4 separate regions of the Homo sapiens genome follow, and regions 1, 3 and 4 are each linked to region 2. Evidence: chromatin contacts called from ENCODE Hi-C or POLR2A ChIA-PET data. All regions are on one chromosome and are shown on one strand. Each heading gives the region's core, a stretch centred on a gene start or an enhancer-like site at or near the end of the contact. The rest is flanking DNA. Distances are from core to core; before and after follow the strand shown.

Region 1 (4,035 bases), core at 455-2,954, 86 kb after region 2:
TCATCCACTTTGGCATACTGCCAGAGGTAGCTCCATCCCTCCCTGGAATCTAGCACATGCTCCCATCCTGGGCCTACCCTCCGCCTCCTCCCCTTCTGATGAGCCTCTGTTCTGGATCAACACGGTGTTGATGTGCCAGCTGTCAAGGGTTCAGCACTTGGATGGCTTCTAGGTGAGAGCCCCAAAGGCATGTATATTTCCATGATGCAAGCTGGCTCATGGCCCGCACCGTCTTTAGACCAGCCAAGACCATTTAACTCTACCCCACACTTTCAGTGGTGGGATGTGAGGAAGAAAGCCCATGCCAAGCTAACTGAAAGCTTATTTGGCTCCAATTCGGCTGATGTTCCCTCACTGCAGAATGTCCTGGAAACCAAGGGTTTGCAGCTCCTAAACCTATTGCATTAGGCACACCCAAGAAGAAATCCTGTTCGATGCACATGCTCCAGTTTCAATCAGCAACAAGGTCAAAAGTTTCCCCCCACTTTCTGTTCCACAGTGCGTTCCCCTTGCAGCCAGACATTAGGCACAGATTCATCCCTATTGTAACCCAAATGTCAGCTGAGGGCTCCTTGCCTCTTGACATCCAGAGAGGTCTGATAACTGGGCTCTGTTTCTGAACCTCTAGATTTCTGTGATTTCTCAAAGACTTATATTTTTGCAGCCACTGCTGACTCCACACTTCTGCTACCTCATTTTAAATAGCGTCTTATCCCTGCAATGCATCAGCTGAGACATGAAGCTCAGTTTCCTCGCCCATTTCCACATAGCAAAATTCAAGCGAGTGAGTGTGTGTGCCTGCGTGTGTCTCAGTGACGTGGGAAGGAATGGCAGATGCTACAACAGTGCAGACTCGGCACCCCATTTATAGAATGTTCTTTTTATATACTATGGAGGAATCTCCACTCACCTTCCACTCCACGTGGTCCCTGTCTCCTGTCCTTGGGACAGAGCAGTTCCATTTATATTCTCACATACAACCAGATGGATAGCCATTCCTTTTCTTAATTTGATTCCTGCCAACACCCTAACCGTCATGACTTCACCTTTTACCATGGGTGGCTTATTAAAAACATTTTCCTGGACGAAGACAGTTCCCTCCCCAAGCGGAATTCGAGTGCCATCTCTTAAGGTGATGCATTTTTAATTCCCACTGCACAAGCCAGGCATCACAATGACCATATTCACCACTCGTTGTCAGGGGTACACCTTTTGGAAGGCAGCGTGGGCTAATGTGAATGGTACTAGTCTGAGTCAGATCCAGTTCAAATCCAGGTAACTTAAAGCTTGTGTGACCCAGGGACACTTTACTTCAACTTGTTAAACCTTAATTTTGTCACCTATAAATGTGATACATAAACAAACTTGAATGTGTCGCACTTAACCACATGCCTGGCTTTCCATAGGTTCCTTTCCTCTTGCTTCCCCCACTGTGAGCAACACAAGCATCGCCTTCTTGTGATCATGGCTCAGTGCCAAGGGATAAAAGCTGGCAGACAGCAGCTTTACAGCTGGGAAAAAGAGCTGCTGGGGGCAGGGCTGGCGGTAGCTCAAGCATGCTGTGGTTCAGGCTAATGACTGGAAGGTCCCATCCATCCTTGAGATTTTATGACGCTATGTGCAAGATCTAGCGAACGTATTTGGCTAAGAAAAATCCTGGAGGAGAGACTGCCTCAGACAACTGGGGGGCTGGAAAGCCGACCTGGAAAGCAGCCTGACCTTGGATGATTTAGCACCTGGGTTTTTTGGCTCTTCCTGTATTAGGTTTGCTGGCTTCGCATCAAATGGAAGGAGGTGGTGCCAGGGACGTGAATTAAACCTGTCAAATAGAGGGTGAGGGGAGTGCAGAAGGCTGGGGGAAGGAGGGGCTGTGTGGGGAACTCTGATAGTCTGACAGCACCATCTGGACTTGGCAGGGATGACAGCCCTGAGATCAGATGGAACTAACCAATAAAGCTGCTAAAATTCTGCTGTCCTGGGCCTATCCGGAGTGGGACTCCCGTAATCTCCTATTTAGAAGGAACACTGATCTGCAAGGGGAGAGCTGGGGCCCTTAATCATTCTGCAGAGCTGATAACGGTCACTGTGGAGGCAGGACTAGGCGGGTGCCTGGTTTGCTTAGTCCCACCTTGAGGTCCCGAGTTCCAGTGGTGTGCCGAAGTGGTTTGCACTGGCCCATGAGAGTGGATTGTTGAATTTCCAGGAATTTTGTAAGCTGGTTGGTAAACACAGCCACAGTGACCATTAGAGATTATATTAACCTGCAATTAAATAAAGTATGTTAAAAACAGTAATAAATACTCAAAACTCATCACTTCCTAATTATTTTACTATTATCTATGTTCTTGAGGATACTGACATCTATTGTATTGGTATGGTGTGCTACAATATAATGGCGTGCTATTGCACATCTCTTCCCAACCTGAACATTCAGTGACATCACATCAGTAGCTGGGGAATCGGCCCTATTGAGAGTATTTACACCACAGAGATTGGCAAACACTCTATATCAAGACCCCCCTCCCCGAGAGCTGGTTGTTAAACATTTGTCAGCACACCACTGCTGCTGGGAGACAGAGAGAAGAAACTGATACACGTGAGCACTGAAACATCTTAGTTCCAGGGAGGTAGCATTTGTGTTGTATTTCTCAGAAGCAAGTGTCCTAGTGTAATGTGCACAAGTGGCATGAAGTTTAACACCTAAAAGACTGCTTCTCTGCTTGTTCTGTCTAACTTCTGTGATTTCAACACTTGAGAAAGATGTTTACTTTGCTACTAAACTTATTGGAGTGATTTGTAAAGTTCACTGTCACCTGTGGGCAGTAGTTCAGCTAAATTCCCTCCAGGAAAGTGGACTGTAGCTTTTCCTGCCTAACTGGCAAAATGAAAATATGCTGAAAAGAATACATCTTAACTAGGCACCAGAATAGCTCATTTCCAAGTGGTTTATACAGCAATAACAGTGTTAACTTCTCCAACAGAGACGAAATCATTTATAAATGATTGTTTTGCTGTTTTTGCTTTTTATTAAAATTATTACTATGGAACAGAATGCTTTGTTTGCCTTTGTCTCCAAAATTCTGTGCCTTTTGGTGGTTCTTGTAAAGTAAGAATCACATGCTGAATCTACATTTTATTATTTTCATATCATAAAATGAGGAAGAGCCTTCACAGAAGAAACTTCACCCTATTCACTTGCACACCAGCTGCGTTCTGAAAAACTATAATTTTCCTTTCAAACGCAGAGTGCCGTCTGAATTGTAATACTGCCAACTCTCAACTGTCAAGATGATGGAGGAAAATACTAATGCAGATGGCGTGAGCTTGTCACGGGCCTGCTCAGCGTGCTCTCCCGGGCTGACATTCGAATTAAGATTCAAATAGCAAGTGAGAGCTGAAAGCTGTTTAAAATGGCTGTGTGGTGCAGTAAGGGGTCTCAGGGGATTGAAAGAATCTGTGTACTCACCAGAAGAACTCTGACAGGTCAGGCAGGGCCCTCAGGACTTGTGTTTGCCTGACATTTCAAGAGGCTTCCTGGGAGAAGCGGTGATAAGACCCTGGGGGACTAACAGTCAAAACAAGGCTCAAGACCCTTGAACTAAGGCTATTCCCCAGCTTCTGAGGGTCAGGGAGTCCAAATTGAGGTCAGAGCATCAAAGGGATAGTGCTTGATTGCTGCAGCCGAGGATGATTTGGGGTATGACATTATGTACCATTCATATTGTCCTTGAACCCAAACACTGGGGAATGTGGCCTATGTTTCTTTCTTCTTCTCTTACATGAAAATCGTCAAACTACACAAAAGTGGAGAGAATAGTAAACTCCCCAGAAAAGGACGTTTCCATTTGCCTTTACCACATATAAAAAGATTAGCAGTAATCCCTTGATACCATCTAATTCCCAGTCCGTATTCAAATTCCCCCATTGTCTCAAAGAGAACTGCATTTAGCTCCATGGTAGACCAGCGTATTTGGTGAGAAAGGAAGTACTTTGGAAAGGTTGCTGATGGCTTCCCTACCCTCTTGACGGTGGCTC
Region 2 (4,358 bases), core at 1,461-3,960:
AAATTCTCCATAAGCACTCTAATCAGTCTCTCCACTCCCAGGACACTCAGCTGAAACAAAAACCTTCCTCAGGAACAAGATGCATCATCTTACTCTCATTCTTTAGAACCCATTGTGGTACCCTATCAAACTAAACCCTCTATCCTTGAAAGATCCTCCATCAATACCCCCTCACCAATCCTAAACTCATTTATTATTATTCACCAACACAGATGATCTGACAGTCAAGCTCCTTGATATCATTTGTACATTGCCACTTCTCTCGCTTTGCACAGGCCCCTTCACTCTCCTGAAATACACCTCTTTCCCTTTGGAAATTTGTATCTTTCTCAAATGTCCCTTACACTTTTGACCTTGGTTGTACTGTTATCCCAAGGAGAAGTTTGATGCAGTTTGATAATTCTGAATGATGTACATGTTTCCCGAACAGAAAAAGAAACTCTGTTCTTTCGATATAAGTTGAAGCTTTCCAAGAGACCACGTATCTTATTCGTCTCTTCATACAGACTTCACACATAGATAACTCGGTACTTTACAGAAGTACACAAATGCTGACTTACCAAAAAAAAACAAAAAGCCTCAGTATGTATCAGAACAACATTCTCCATTTTCCACTGCCCCACCCATACTTAGCATAATGAAAAAATATAATCTAAAATCTATATTTAAATATTTTCATTCTACATAGAAGGAAAGGGAATATACGAACTGTACCAGATAAAAGGAAAAAAATGTCAAAAATATACTCAAAGAATGTACAATGTGAAAAAGTGAGAATGCAGGCCACTTTGGAATCTAGTAAGTGACTTTGAAACATTAAGTTTTTTTATTTTACCCAAACTAATGAACAAAAAAGAGCCAAAATAAACACGTTCTAGCCTCATCCAAAAAAAATCTAATGAAAGCATGAGAAACTTCCCAGTTTTGTCCTCGGCAGCACAAAACCAAGAAGATTCACCTCAATTCTGAGACACAAAAGCAAAAAGAGAAATCCTCCTATTTATCTAAGAAACTAAAAAACTTAATCACGTCTATATAATATATACCACTCAGAAAAAGAGAGGAGTTACTGCTTTTCTATAAATATTTGCTAGGGACCAGGAGGAATAGGCTTCTCTCACTGTTATTGCGGGAACAATCTGTGGTCTCAAAACAGCAAAACAGAAGATGGAAACCCTAATCTGGAAGAGACATTAAGAAAAAAACTACTCAAACCATGTTTCAAACCAGTTTCAAAAAAAGAGTGTGCAATGGGTACTCAACAGAGTAAGAGGAAAAGTGAAGTAAAAGAGCTTCTACAAAATAAGTGACTAGGTGAAACTAGTGCTGCCTTGTGAGAAAAAGAGCTATGCATATAACGCTCCTATGACATCACGCTTTTTCACTGGGAAACAAAATAGAAGGAAGAAAACACACACAAATAAATCTCAGAAAAAGACCAAAAAGGTGCCCACCAATCTCTAACTCCTTCAGGAATTAGAGTGAATGGCTCTAACTCATTCAGGAATCCAACCAGGGACAACACAGACGTGGAATGCACCAACACGGAATAGTAAAACCTTTGCTAACCAGACACACAAAAAGTAAAACAGAGAAATGAAAACTATACACCTGAATGCATCGGTAGCAAGCGCTTATTCTCTATAATTAAGCAACAGAGAAAAGAATAAGAGCAGCTAATGGAAGAGGAAAAAAGATGTTAATGAAACTAAGCCCTGTTATGTCCCCTACTGGCCTCAATTTCAGAGTACAACTCTCGATTCTTCATCTAACCAACAGCCGGCCTCGGCAAAGCAAACTGACCCTAACACCTTCCACGCCACCCGGAGGAAATCACAGAGGAAAAACCATCCCGTTAACCTCCCTCCTCACCAGCTGCAAAAATGGAGCTGGGAGGGGGGGCGGGAGACACTCTACCACGTGGGCAGGATGCAACACACACAGGACAGCAACACGTCCGCATGGAACGGCTGCCTTTGCCCTAATCCCAGCAAAGGACACAGACACAGGATGGGCGGGAACGCAAGCACCCTCGCATGGGCCTCCTCTCCCCAAAGGGCCACTCCAAGGCGTGAGGTACAGCCCGCCCTGCCGGCAGAAAAGCGCCCCCAAGCTTAAAGGGAAGAAGCCGCAGAGTGCCGGGGTCGGGGGCTAGCCCAGGCCAAGGGACAGGTCATGGAGGGAAGGAGACGGTCGCTGCCCTCGGACTAGGCGCCCCCGGGATCCACGTCTGGTTCCCCGGTGCCCCGCCTGGGGGAGGGGCGGGAGACGCGAAGCCGCTGCTTCCCAGCTGAGGGGCAGCAGCAGCTGAGAAGCGCCGCGGGGGAGGGAAGGACCCAGCCCTCGGCGTCCGCCAGGCCCCAGCCGGGGCCCAGGCCCCCTGCCCCACCCGCCGCCCACCCCGCAACGCGGCTGCGGCTGGAAGAGAGAGGGCGTCTCGCGGAGGACAGCCCCTGCCTCCGTCCCGGGAGATGCCACAGCCCCGCCTCCTCGCCCGCCGCCCAGGCCCGGCCGCCCTGGCGGGGGGCACTTACCTCAGGCTGCGCAGGCCGGGACGGCCCGGCCGAGCCCCCGGCCGCTCCGTGCGTCTCCGCCCCCCCGGGAAAGGTCCCAACGGTGCCTACTGCGAGCGGTCGAGGCCCCGAGCAGCCCCGAGAGCGGCGGCGGCAGCAAGAGCAGCCAACATCCGGGGCCGCGCACCCGGAACTACTTCCCGACCCGCATCCCCCGCCCGCCCTCGCCGCCACCGCCTCCTGCGGCGTCGCTGCGCCGCCGGCCCGGCGTCAGCGGCGTCAAGTCCCTGCGCGGTCACGGTCGCTTCGACGCACGCAGGATCCCTCCGCTGGGACAAGTAGTGCCCTGAGACTCCCGAGGCTCTGCATCGGCGCAGCCGGTGTCATCTAGCGGCCGGCAGTTCCGAGCGACTTGGGGTCCTTGTGCCTCGGAGTGGCGTCTGGGAGCAAAGGCGGCGGAGGCAACCCCGCAGTTGAGGACAGTAGGGATCGGTGGCTTTGGACCCTGCCCACGGATACCTGGGGCCCCATGCCCCGAAGGAATGGTGCCTTCTGCCCTCCCCCGCCCCCCAACATCCGCCACCTCACCGAAGCGCCCGGCACCTTAGCCTCCTCTCCAGGAAAGCGGACGCCTTTTCCGACCTGGCACACCGCGGATTCCGGGACCCCCAACAAAGGCGCCTTGGACCTTCAGGACACCCCTCTTTTCAGAACTTCATGAGTCCCAGGTGCTAGACTCATGTCTGCGGAGGCCTTTCCCGTGCCTGGTCTTTCTTTCTTTCTTAAAGGAGTTGGACCTCTAAAGGCCCTTCTAATTCTCAAGGTAGCTACCCAGGTTATGGTACTACTATCAGTAGGTGGAGCGTTTAGAAGGGTAGTTTGGTCGACGAGTGAACTTTGGAATTTACTTCTACGTCAGTCTTCACTGATTCTTTCTCTAAACTATTAGCACTGATAATCTGCCCTATAATTTCACACTTAATTACATTCCAGTGTAGTATTTGCTGTTGCTTCATTCGCGTTAGTCACATATTCCCCTGCAGCGCCAAACACGCTTTTGAACTCACAATGGGTGGCTCAATATTTGGAGACTTAGATATTTGTTAGATGAATACTAGGCTGATTGGATGAGAGGAAAAGGAGAGGCATGAGTGAATTGGCCCTGGGTACTTTTTTGACATAGTCTCAAAGGGTTCAGATAAAGACCTCCAGCAGATCTGAGCACACAATTCCTTCAGTAAACATTGAACACCTGCCGTTTGGTCAAGCATTTCTAGGCACTGGAGATTCAAAGTATTCACATATTCCTTTTCTTTATAAGACTAGCAAGATTCTGAAGATTCATGTACTCATTCACTCAACAAATATTTGCCAATCACTACTAAGGTTGCCAGACACTATTTTAGTGCTTGGGATGTATCAGTAAACAGAAGAGAGAGAGAAAACAAATACCCTTCCCTGTTGGAGCTTTCATTCTAATATAAGGAGAAAGATGATAAATGTAAGAGAATTATGTAATATGTTAGAAGGCATATGGGGAAAAAAAAATACACCAGGGTAAGGGGTATGAGGAAAACTGGAGGAAGGGGGTTTGCAATTTTTTTTTAAGAGGGAATCCTGCTCTCCCGCCCAGGCTGGAGTGCAGTGGCGCGATCTCAGCTCACTGCAACTCCCGGGTTCAAGTGATTCTCCTGCCTCAGCCTCCTAAGTAGCTGGGATTACAGGCGCGCGCTACCACACCCGGCTAATTTTTGTATTTTTAGTAGAGATGGGGTTTCACCATGTTGGCCAGGCTGGTCTCAAACTCCCGAACTCAAAAGTGATCCGCGCTCTTCGGCCTCCCAA
Region 3 (4,384 bases), core at 1,783-4,282, 120 kb before region 2:
TGCTCACACATCCAGCACAATGCTACTACAACCAGCATCTGAGAAAGCCACTACACAAAGATTCTCTGTAACCAAGAAACTCATATAGAGTTTTCACCAGGGAAAGCACCCAGAACCAAAGCTGGGTGACAATAAATTATAAACATTAAAGTTACATCCTGGAGTACTGGGGGTGAGGAGGGCCAGGGGAAGCTAAGAAATGAAAAGACACAGTTGAATCAAAAATAAATTAAAAAACAATTAGAAGTGTCTGGGCACAGTGGCTCACGCCTGTAATCCCAGCACTTTGGGAGGCAAAGGTGGGTGGATCATTTGAGGTCAGGAGTTCGAGACCAGCCTGGCCAACATGGTGAAACCCCATCTCTACTAAAAATACAAAATTTGGCTGGGCATGGTGGCACGTGCCTGCAGTCCCAGCTACTCAGGAGGCTGAGCCAGGAGAATGGCTTGAACCCAACAGGTGGAGGTTGAGCCAAGATGGTGCCACTGCACTCCAGCCTGGGTGACATAGCAAGACTCCATTTCAATAATAACATAATTCAAAAAGTTAATTGTGAGTTTACTCAAAGAAATACAAGGTGAAAATGCAACAGAAAAAATTTAAAAAAACAATTCAGGATATGAAGGAAAAATTTTCTAAAGAGACAAGTATTTTAAAGCAAAGCCAATCAGAACTTTGGAAATAAAAGACCTATTTAGAGAACTACAAAATGTGGTAGAAAGTTTTAACAACAGACTAGACCAGGTAGAAAAAAATAATTTCAGAGGTCGAAGACAAGGCTTTCAGGTTAACCTCATCAGATAAAAATAAAGAAAAAAAATGAAAAGAAATGAACAGTCTCCAAAATATATGGGATTATGTAAAAGAGCCAAACCTAAGAATCATAGGTGTTCCTAAGGGAGAAGAAAAAGTTAAAATTTGGAAAACCTATTTGAGGAAATAATTAAGGAAAATTTCCCTGGTCTTGCTAGAAATACAAGAAGCTCAAAGAACTTCTGGGAGATTCACTGCAAAAAGGACATCACCAAAGGCATGGAGTCATCAGATTATCTAAAGTCAAAGTGAAAGAAAGAAGTCTAAGAGCAGTTAGACAAAAGCATCAGGTAACCTATATAAGAAAACCTATCAGACTGACAGCAGACTTCTCAGCAGAAACCTTACAAGCCAGAGGGCTTGCGGTCCTACCTTTACTCCTTAACATAATAACTGTCAGCCAAGAATTTTGTATCTAGCAAAAAAAAAAAAAACAAAAAAAAAACTAAGTTTCATAAGTGAAGGAGAAATAAAGTCTCTCAGAAAAGGAAATGCTAAGGAAGCTTGTCAATAATAGGCCTGCCTACAAGAAATGCTAAAAGGAGTTCTTGAAACAAAAGGTTGATGCGCAAAAGAATAGAAACTCCTGAAAGTATAAATTTCACAGGGCTTGTGAAACAATAACACAAGGAAGAAAACAAAGTCACTATGTAACAATCAACAGCATGACTGGAACAGTCTCACATTTCAATATTAATGTTGAATGTACATGGTCTAAATGTTCCACTTGAAAGATATACACTGGCTGAATGGATTTAAAAAAAATCACAAACCAAGTATCTGCTGTCTTCAGAAGACATACCTAACATGTAAGGATTCTTAAAGACTCAAGATAAAGGAGTGAAAAAAGATATTTCTGGCAAATGGAAGCCAAAAGCAAGCAGGAGTAGCTATTCATATATCATATAAAAAAGACTGTAAAACAACAACAGTTAAAAAAAAAAAAAAGACACGATTATATAATGATAAAAGGACCAATTCAACAAGAAGATATAACAAACCTAAATATACATGCACCTAACTCCAATGCTCCCAGATTCATAAAATCACTAGTACTACAGCTAAGAAAAGAGACATGGTACACATACACAATGGAATATTATTCAGTCTTTAAAGAACAGGAAATTCTGTCTAGGGGGTATTATGCTAAGTGAAATAAGCCAGCCACAGATAGAAAATACTGTATAATTTCACTTACATGTGGATTCTAAAAAAAACCCCAAACTCATAAAAGCAGAGAATAGAATGGTGGTTACCAGAAGTGGGAACAGGCAAAGAGGAGACACTGGTCAATGGGTACAAAGTTCTGGTGTTCTATTGCACATCCCAATGACTACAGTTAATAATATATTGTATATTTCAAAATAGCTGAGAGGATTTTAAATGTTCTTACCACAAATGATATCTGAAGTGATAAACTAATTAGCCTAATTTGAACATTCTACAATGTATACATGTGCTGAAACATCACACTGTACCCCATAAATATATACAATTATTGTCAATTAAAAATAAAATAAAACAAAGTAAAAACAAAGGAATACTCAATGGTGACTAATAAGAAAGGTGACAGCTTTGGTATGAGGCACTGTACTCCCACATAGCTTCAACTATTACAAAACAGTAAATTAAACAAACAAAAAAAAAGCTTTTAATTATTTTTTCATGAATACTTCAGTTTCAATAGAGAGAGTAAAGGCACTCTCTTCACATACTCTGACATTCACTCAATAGCATGGTACATATTTTTATTTATAGGTGCACTGATTCTATATTCTTAATAGGCAAAAAGTAGTCTGATCGGTAAAGCCAATAGATCCAGGCATCCCAAAATGTATTTGGATAATTTATTACAGCAGCCATCAACCGAAATTCTGGACAAAGAAAGTATCGATGAATCTAATCTGGTGGCACCAGTTAGCTCAAGAAAGGTCCTTTCTGGAGTTCCCTAATCATACCCATTTGAGTTCCACTTCCTGTTTGGCAGTGTGATACCCCTATAGACCAACCTTCTGCTGATAACTATAAAGTATTATGGTGAGAAAAAAAATAGCTTTCTGAGCATTCCAAAGGGTAAATACAATAGGCAGGTTGGGAAGGTAAGTCAAAACTTGGGAAGAATGTGGGTGAATTTCCTGTTTTGCTGCAGCTTTGCCCCAAGATTAGGCAATAGATGTGGAGTGCAGACAGCTAAAGCTGTTCTTCCGTCAGGAGGAACTAGGGCAAAGACCCAAGGTAAACACAGCCAGCCACCAGAGAGAAAAGGCAATCCTGTAAGAGAGAAAGTTGAAAGACATAATACATAATCCTGTGTATAACACAGCACAAATGTGCCAGGCTGAGGCCTGAACCATGCATATACAGATCTGCATCAAAGTAGAGGCTTAAGGATCAAATTGAAATTGGAACCACTACTCACAAAAGGTGAAAGAGAAAGCTTACAGTGTAACACAGTTAAGCCAGCTAAAGTACAGATATCAATATTCTATAGATTATTATAGAACCCAGAGTCTATAAAAACATAATATTCACAATGTCTAGGACACAATCCAAAATTACCTGGCACACAAGTAACAGAAAATACAGCCCATTCTTGGCAGAAAGGGAAATCTACAGATGCCCACTCCAAAAAAGACTGAGTTGCTGGAATTATGAGACAAGGATTTTAAAACAGCTATTATAATTATTTATGCTCAATGAAATAAAGTTAAAAAAAACTTGAATGGAAATATAATAAAGGAAATCTCAAGAGAAAAATAAAAAAATCAAAATTTTAGAATGGAAAAATATCCAAAAGAAAAATATATCAATGGATGGCCTTAATATTGAAATGGAAATGAATAAGTAAAGAATCAGTAAACTTAAAGGCGGATCAGTAACCAATCTGAAGAATCAAAAGCTTATGAAAAAAAGAACAGAGCCTCAGAAAGCTGTGGGACAATCTCAAAAGGTCTAATGTATATCTGTGATTTCTGGAAGAATAAAGAGAGAAAAGGGCAGAAAAAAATAGAAGAAATAATGACTAAAATCTTTGAAAATTTAGTAAAAGACAAATTTAACAAATTCAATTAGCTCAGTAAACCCCAATAAAAATAAATGGAAGGAAAAACCACACTTAGATACATCATAATCAAATTCTTGAAAATAAAGATAGAAAAAAGCTAGAGAAAAACTACATATCACATGCAGGTAAACATCGACTAGGAAATGACTGTGGATTTCTCATCAGAAATGATGGAGGTCATAAGACAGTGAACATCTTTAAAGTGCTAAAATAAAACAGAATTATCAATCCAGACTGTATATCTAATAAAAAATACTCTTCAAAAATGAAGGCAGGCTGGGCGTGGTGGCTCACATACCTAGCACTTTGGGAGGTTGAGATGGGAGGATCACTTGAGGCCAAGAGTTTGAGACCAGCCTGGTCAACATAGTGAGACACCCATCTCTAAGGGGGAAAAAATTTATATAACATATCATATACATATATATGTGAAACAGAAAATTTTTTAAAAATGAAGGCAAAATAAATACATTTTCAGGGAAAGAAAAACTAAGTGAATTTGTTGC
Region 4 (4,347 bases), core at 1,545-4,044, 76 kb before region 2:
AAGCATGTCCACAGAAAACTTGTTTAAGAATTTACTAGTAATTCTTTATTAATAGCGTAAAACTGAAAACACCTGAAGTGTTTGTCAACAAATAAATGTATAAACAAATTGTCATAGATTCATATGATGGAATACCACTTAACAATAAGAAACAAACAAGTGATATATGTAGCAGCATTATAGACATTATGCTGAGTGAAAGACACAAATGAGTATATATTGAATGATTCCATTTACATGTAGTTCTATTATGTGAACTTACGGAAAAAAATCTACTATGCACTCAAGGATCACTATCTAAAACCGGGGCTTGACCACAGGCTTATTTTGAGGATCAAGATAATGCATGTAAAATGGCTCTAAATTCTTTAAAGCAATATACAGATGCAGATATTAATTTATATCAACAATTCTAGTACAACACAGTAATGTCCTTTCTGACGGAAAAGACTGCAGTGGCTTACCCTGTAAAATCCCAAAGAAAGATCACAAGAATTCTACAACTTTGACCACATTTTCCAAAAATCAATCAAGATACCCTAAAACAGAAGTTAATTCCAGAAGGAAGGAAAGTGGAACCCAACTGAAAACCAGGTGTCACTGTTAAGTAGAAGAGAGCAAACAAATACCAGCAATTCATAAACTTCAGAAAAAAATCAAGGTAATCAAGATATAGAAAATCCATCAGAAATGGCTGTGCACAGCGGCTCACACCTGTAATCTCAGCACTTTGGGAGGCCAACGCGGGTGGATAATTTGAGGTCAGGAGTTCGAGACCAGCCTGGCCAACATGGTGAAATCCCATCTCTACTGAAAAAGAAAAAAATACAAAATACAAAATACAAAAATTAGCCAGGCGTGGTGGCACACGCTTGTAATCCCGCCTACAGGGGAGGGTGAGGCAGGAGAATCATTTGAGCCTGGGAGGCAGAGGTGCAGTGAAACAAGATCATGCCACTGCACTCCAGCCTGGGTGATGGAGTGAGACTCTGTCTCAAAAAAAAAAAAAGAAAGAAAAGAAAATGCATCAGAAATGAAGATGTGTCAAAGATCAACAATAAACTTAAATGTTGTTATTCCCATCATTAAAAAGTATTTATTACTTCAAATAAAGTGCATTTTAACTATTCCAAAACTTTATTTCTAGCTAAAATTTTATGTCAACACAAAGTACCCTGCATATTTATCTTAGGTTGAAAATAGCCTAACAAAAAAGCCATTACCTGATTAAGTACAAATAAACCAAAAATGCTAATATTAATTTCAGACTCCTGGGGAGAGCAGTCCCTGTCATAAATAGCTAAACATTCCAAATGGTGAAATCTATTACTATTGCCAAGTATATGCCCGTTGGTAAAGGGAATCATCATAGACAATTCTCTGCTCTTCCTTAGCTTTCAATGCATATTCATCTCAGGAGCTGGATTCCTCTTGTCCCTGACTTCTTTGGCTTTATACCATGCCTTCATCTTTTATTTTTTTAACCTCTCCCAGTTTATTTTGGCAATCCAACTTCAAAAGATTTGTTTGCCTTGTTTTCTCCCAACTTCTTAGGATGCTGTTCCTGGTAACTGCTCAGGCACAGCATTTGCATGCACCACAGATCTAGAGCAACCATACTTGGAGTTTCAATCCTGCTTTATAACTGTTCCCCAAACATAGTTAAGAATAGCACCACTTTCATTCTCAGAAGTTTCTAGCTTGGACAATAGGTTAAATAGCTACTGAGACCACAACACACAGTAAGTACTCAAAGGCAGTCTGCTTGTCTGGCTAGTTGACCGAATGAACATGTGGATAACAACTATTCCAATGCCTGCTTAGGTCCTTGAAATACCCTTTTTGAACAAATACAAGTTTTTATTACTTTTAAATACATTGATCATCAAATTAAGCCTAGAGTGTTAAGAAATTTACTCTTAATGGATTAAAATATGTAATTGGCATATTGACTGTGGTATAGTAAACAATTCCCCTAAATGTTAAAGATACTTAAAAAGTACATCCTATTAAGGGATTAACAGACATATCTTGCTTTTAAATCATAGTGCCAATCAATCCTTTTAGAAACTTTAAGTTAGAGATAAAGTTTTACTATATCATAACGAATTCCCAAGAAACAGATGGCTCACCTACATAATCCACTCACAAGGCAGCTTAACTTGACTATTATGTTACTACTTGAGTGTTATAGCTCAATATCTGTCAAGTCTAAGCCGAAAAGAAAGTAACTTGATGGTCAAATGATCATACAACTAACAAAAACATGTCTTTCAAATAGTGATTAAACTCTGATAAATCCGTGTGATGGAATATATGCAATGAAATGAAACAAAACTGCTGATATGCACAACGACATGGATAGCTCTCAAATACATTATACTAAAGCAAAAAAGCCAGACTCAGAAGGCCATGTACTATATGAGTCCCATTTATATGGCATTTTGGAAAAGGCAAAATTATAGGGACACAAACAGATCAGTAGTTGCAAAGGCCTGGGGATGAGGGAAAGGGCTGACTACCAAGTGACAATCTGGAATACTGTTCTCTATTTTGATTACAGTGATGGTTACGCTGTGTTTGTTGAAACTAATAGAATTACACACCAAAGAGTAAATTTCACCATATATAATTTTTTTTAAATTTCTAGGTATAATGTTATTTTTTTAAAGTAGTTTAGATCTGGAAAAGAAAAAAGAGGCCAACAACAACAAAATGTTCTCTTCCAACTTTAAAAAGAGAACAGAGAACACTGTATGTCTCAACAAAAGGCAGCTGCAACCACACTGCTCAAACAGTATTAACGTCAGGGCTCTAGGCCAAAACTTCTTTCAGCTTCTGCAGTGTTATCTCCCTGAATCAGACTCTCACTTCTATCTAACTCAATCTTTCTAATCTTCTGAATACCTTAGCTTTCTAACCTTGGTTTGTCTAATGGAATGCCTCACATTCATAATTCACCTCTGTCTCGACAATCACTCAATGGCACTAATCCATTTCTTCACTCTTGGATCTCACGTTAGTACTTATATTAATTCCCTTAATTCCTGATTCTACCCAGCTTTGCTCTGACTCGTCCCTCAGCTAAACTTGATCATATCCTCTTCCAGCCTTCAACTCGAGTTCTTATCTACCATGAGTTAAAATGACAAATGCTAGCAACCTCATCTATTCAAGTGCTTCAGAAGTGACAAACTCTAAAGTCTCCCTTGGGAAGCTGTATCAGTGTTTTTTCACTTCAATAAATATGACATTCTTATTTCGGTCCAACCAAACTCTTGCTTATCCTTCAGTCCTACTTCCTGTTTAGTTTGTACAGAAACACAGATAAACAGTCATCATCTTCTTTACAAAAATCATGCATTTACTTAAGACTAGCATTAAAATTATACTCTTATCTTCCTTCTTTAAGGTAATACCTACGACTCCTACAACACTGTTCATCATTTAATGTTATATTTTATGTTCCCTCAAACCTCTCCAGTTTTTCTACATATTTTTTAAAGAAAATGACCAAAATGGGATACCAGAGATTAACAAGCAATTTACAAATAAATATAACATAATACTAATATAGCCCCCCCAAAAAGAATACCCTTTGAAAAGAAAGATCAGTCAACTATGTTATGGTCCCTTATACTAAGCTACAGAATAGGAATAGAAAAAAATTCATAATTTGTGAGACGTGGTGGCTCACACCTCTAATCTCAACACTTTGGGAAGCCAAGGCAGGATGATCACTTGAGGCCAGGAGTTCAAGACCAGTCCAGGCAACATAGTGAGAACTCCATCTCCACAAAAAATTTCAAAAACTTAGCCAGGCATGGTGGCATGTGCTGTCATCCTGGCTACTCTGGAGAATCACCTGAGCCCAGTAGGCTATGAGAGCACCACTGCACTGGGCAAAAGGGCAAGATCCTGTCTCAAAAGAAATTTTTAAAGAAAAAAAAATCACAATCCTGTAAGTTTCAAAAGTTAGTCTCTTAGCAGTGAATTTGTTATTTCCTCACAAACCAGGAGAACCCAATCTCTATGGTCACTGAGGCTTTACAACTTCCCATTCCCAGGCAAGACAAAGATTCCCCAACCCCTACACCCCTAAAAACTCTTCTATGAATTAACTGTAGTTATTTCCCCAGGATAGTCAGGTGGCCTTCATGTGGTTTTAAACTTCTTAGCTATTTTCTCAGTTCTATTAGAGCCCACTGCTACTAAGTTTAGATAACTGTTGAAACTAAGCCCTATAATCCTTTAGTTCCTTTCAAGTCAAAGATCATTTCTCTGAACTGAAGAAAGGGAAACAAAATTGAGAAAAGGTTAAGCTGAAAAGCAGAGAAAGAAAATTAT

The links. Hi-C counts contacts between places; a loop is a spot of excess contacts on that map. ChIA-PET counts read pairs that join two places held with the same protein, here RNA polymerase II (POLR2A). Pooled maps may share reads with other maps.
Region 1: a loop to region 2 is called in a map of sigmoid colon, with 5 times the contacts of the local background. The contact joins the enhancer-like site here to the promoter of FOXJ3 in region 2. A Hi-C loop is called at or near these places in 2 of 168 maps with a recorded cell type or tissue (aorta and sigmoid colon) and 3 of 50 pooled maps. POLR2A ChIA-PET finds 5 or more read pairs at or near these places in 5 of 52 experiments (HEK293, MCF 10A, WTC11 and 1 more).
Region 3: a map of endothelial cell of umbilical vein shows a loop between it and region 2 (2.4-fold over the local background). The contact joins the enhancer-like site here to the promoter of FOXJ3 in region 2. A Hi-C loop is called at or near these places in 4 of 168 maps with a recorded cell type or tissue (Calu3, PC-9, endothelial cell of umbilical vein and 1 more) and 4 of 50 pooled maps. POLR2A ChIA-PET finds 5 or more read pairs at or near these places in 6 of 52 experiments (Caco-2, MCF 10A, OCI-LY7 and 3 more).
Region 4: a loop to region 2 is called in a map of dorsolateral prefrontal cortex, with 8 times the contacts of the local background. The contact joins the enhancer-like site here to the promoter of FOXJ3 in region 2. A Hi-C loop is called at or near these places in 5 of 168 maps with a recorded cell type or tissue (PC-9, adrenal gland, dorsolateral prefrontal cortex and 2 more), 12 of 37 single-sample maps with no recorded cell type and 8 of 50 pooled maps. POLR2A ChIA-PET finds 5 or more read pairs at or near these places in 2 of 52 experiments (WTC11 and endothelial cell of umbilical vein).

Annotation. Positions count from the first base shown.
Region 1 is chr1:42,419,532-42,423,566 of GRCh38, forward strand. RIMKLA (ribosomal modification protein rimK like family member A) reads left to right here. Exons shown (of 5, transcript NM_173642.4): 5 at 1-4,035. Among named protein-coding and RNA genes, the nearest start is that of ZMYND12, 34 kb to the right of the region's middle. Within about 2 kb of position 1,705, at least 8 of the 41 ENCODE cell types and tissues checked have a DNase peak (open chromatin) inside an H3K27ac peak, as active enhancers do.
Region 2 is chr1:42,332,525-42,336,882 of GRCh38, forward strand. FOXJ3 (forkhead box J3) reads right to left here and starts at 2,711. Exons shown (of 13, transcript NM_014947.5): 1 at 2,535-2,711. RefSeq lists an enhancer at 1,686-2,643 and a silencer at 2,228-2,747.
Region 3 is chr1:42,211,724-42,216,107 of GRCh38, forward strand. The region is part of intron 5 of FOXJ3 (forkhead box J3); the gene reads right to left. Among named protein-coding and RNA genes, the nearest start is that of GUCA2A, 49 kb to the left of the region's middle. RefSeq lists an enhancer at 2,835-3,129. Within about 2 kb of position 3,033, at least 10 of the 41 ENCODE cell types and tissues checked have a DNase peak (open chromatin) inside an H3K27ac peak, as active enhancers do; they include PC-9 and endothelial cell of umbilical vein, where a contact is called at or near this core.
Region 4 is chr1:42,256,742-42,261,088 of GRCh38, forward strand. The region is part of intron 4 of FOXJ3 (forkhead box J3); the gene reads right to left. Among named protein-coding and RNA genes, the nearest start is that of FOXJ3, 76 kb to the right of the region's middle. RefSeq lists a silencer at 2,703-2,752. Within about 2 kb of position 2,795, at least 6 of the 41 ENCODE cell types and tissues checked have a DNase peak (open chromatin) inside an H3K27ac peak, as active enhancers do; they include dorsolateral prefrontal cortex and gastrocnemius medialis, where a contact is called at or near this core.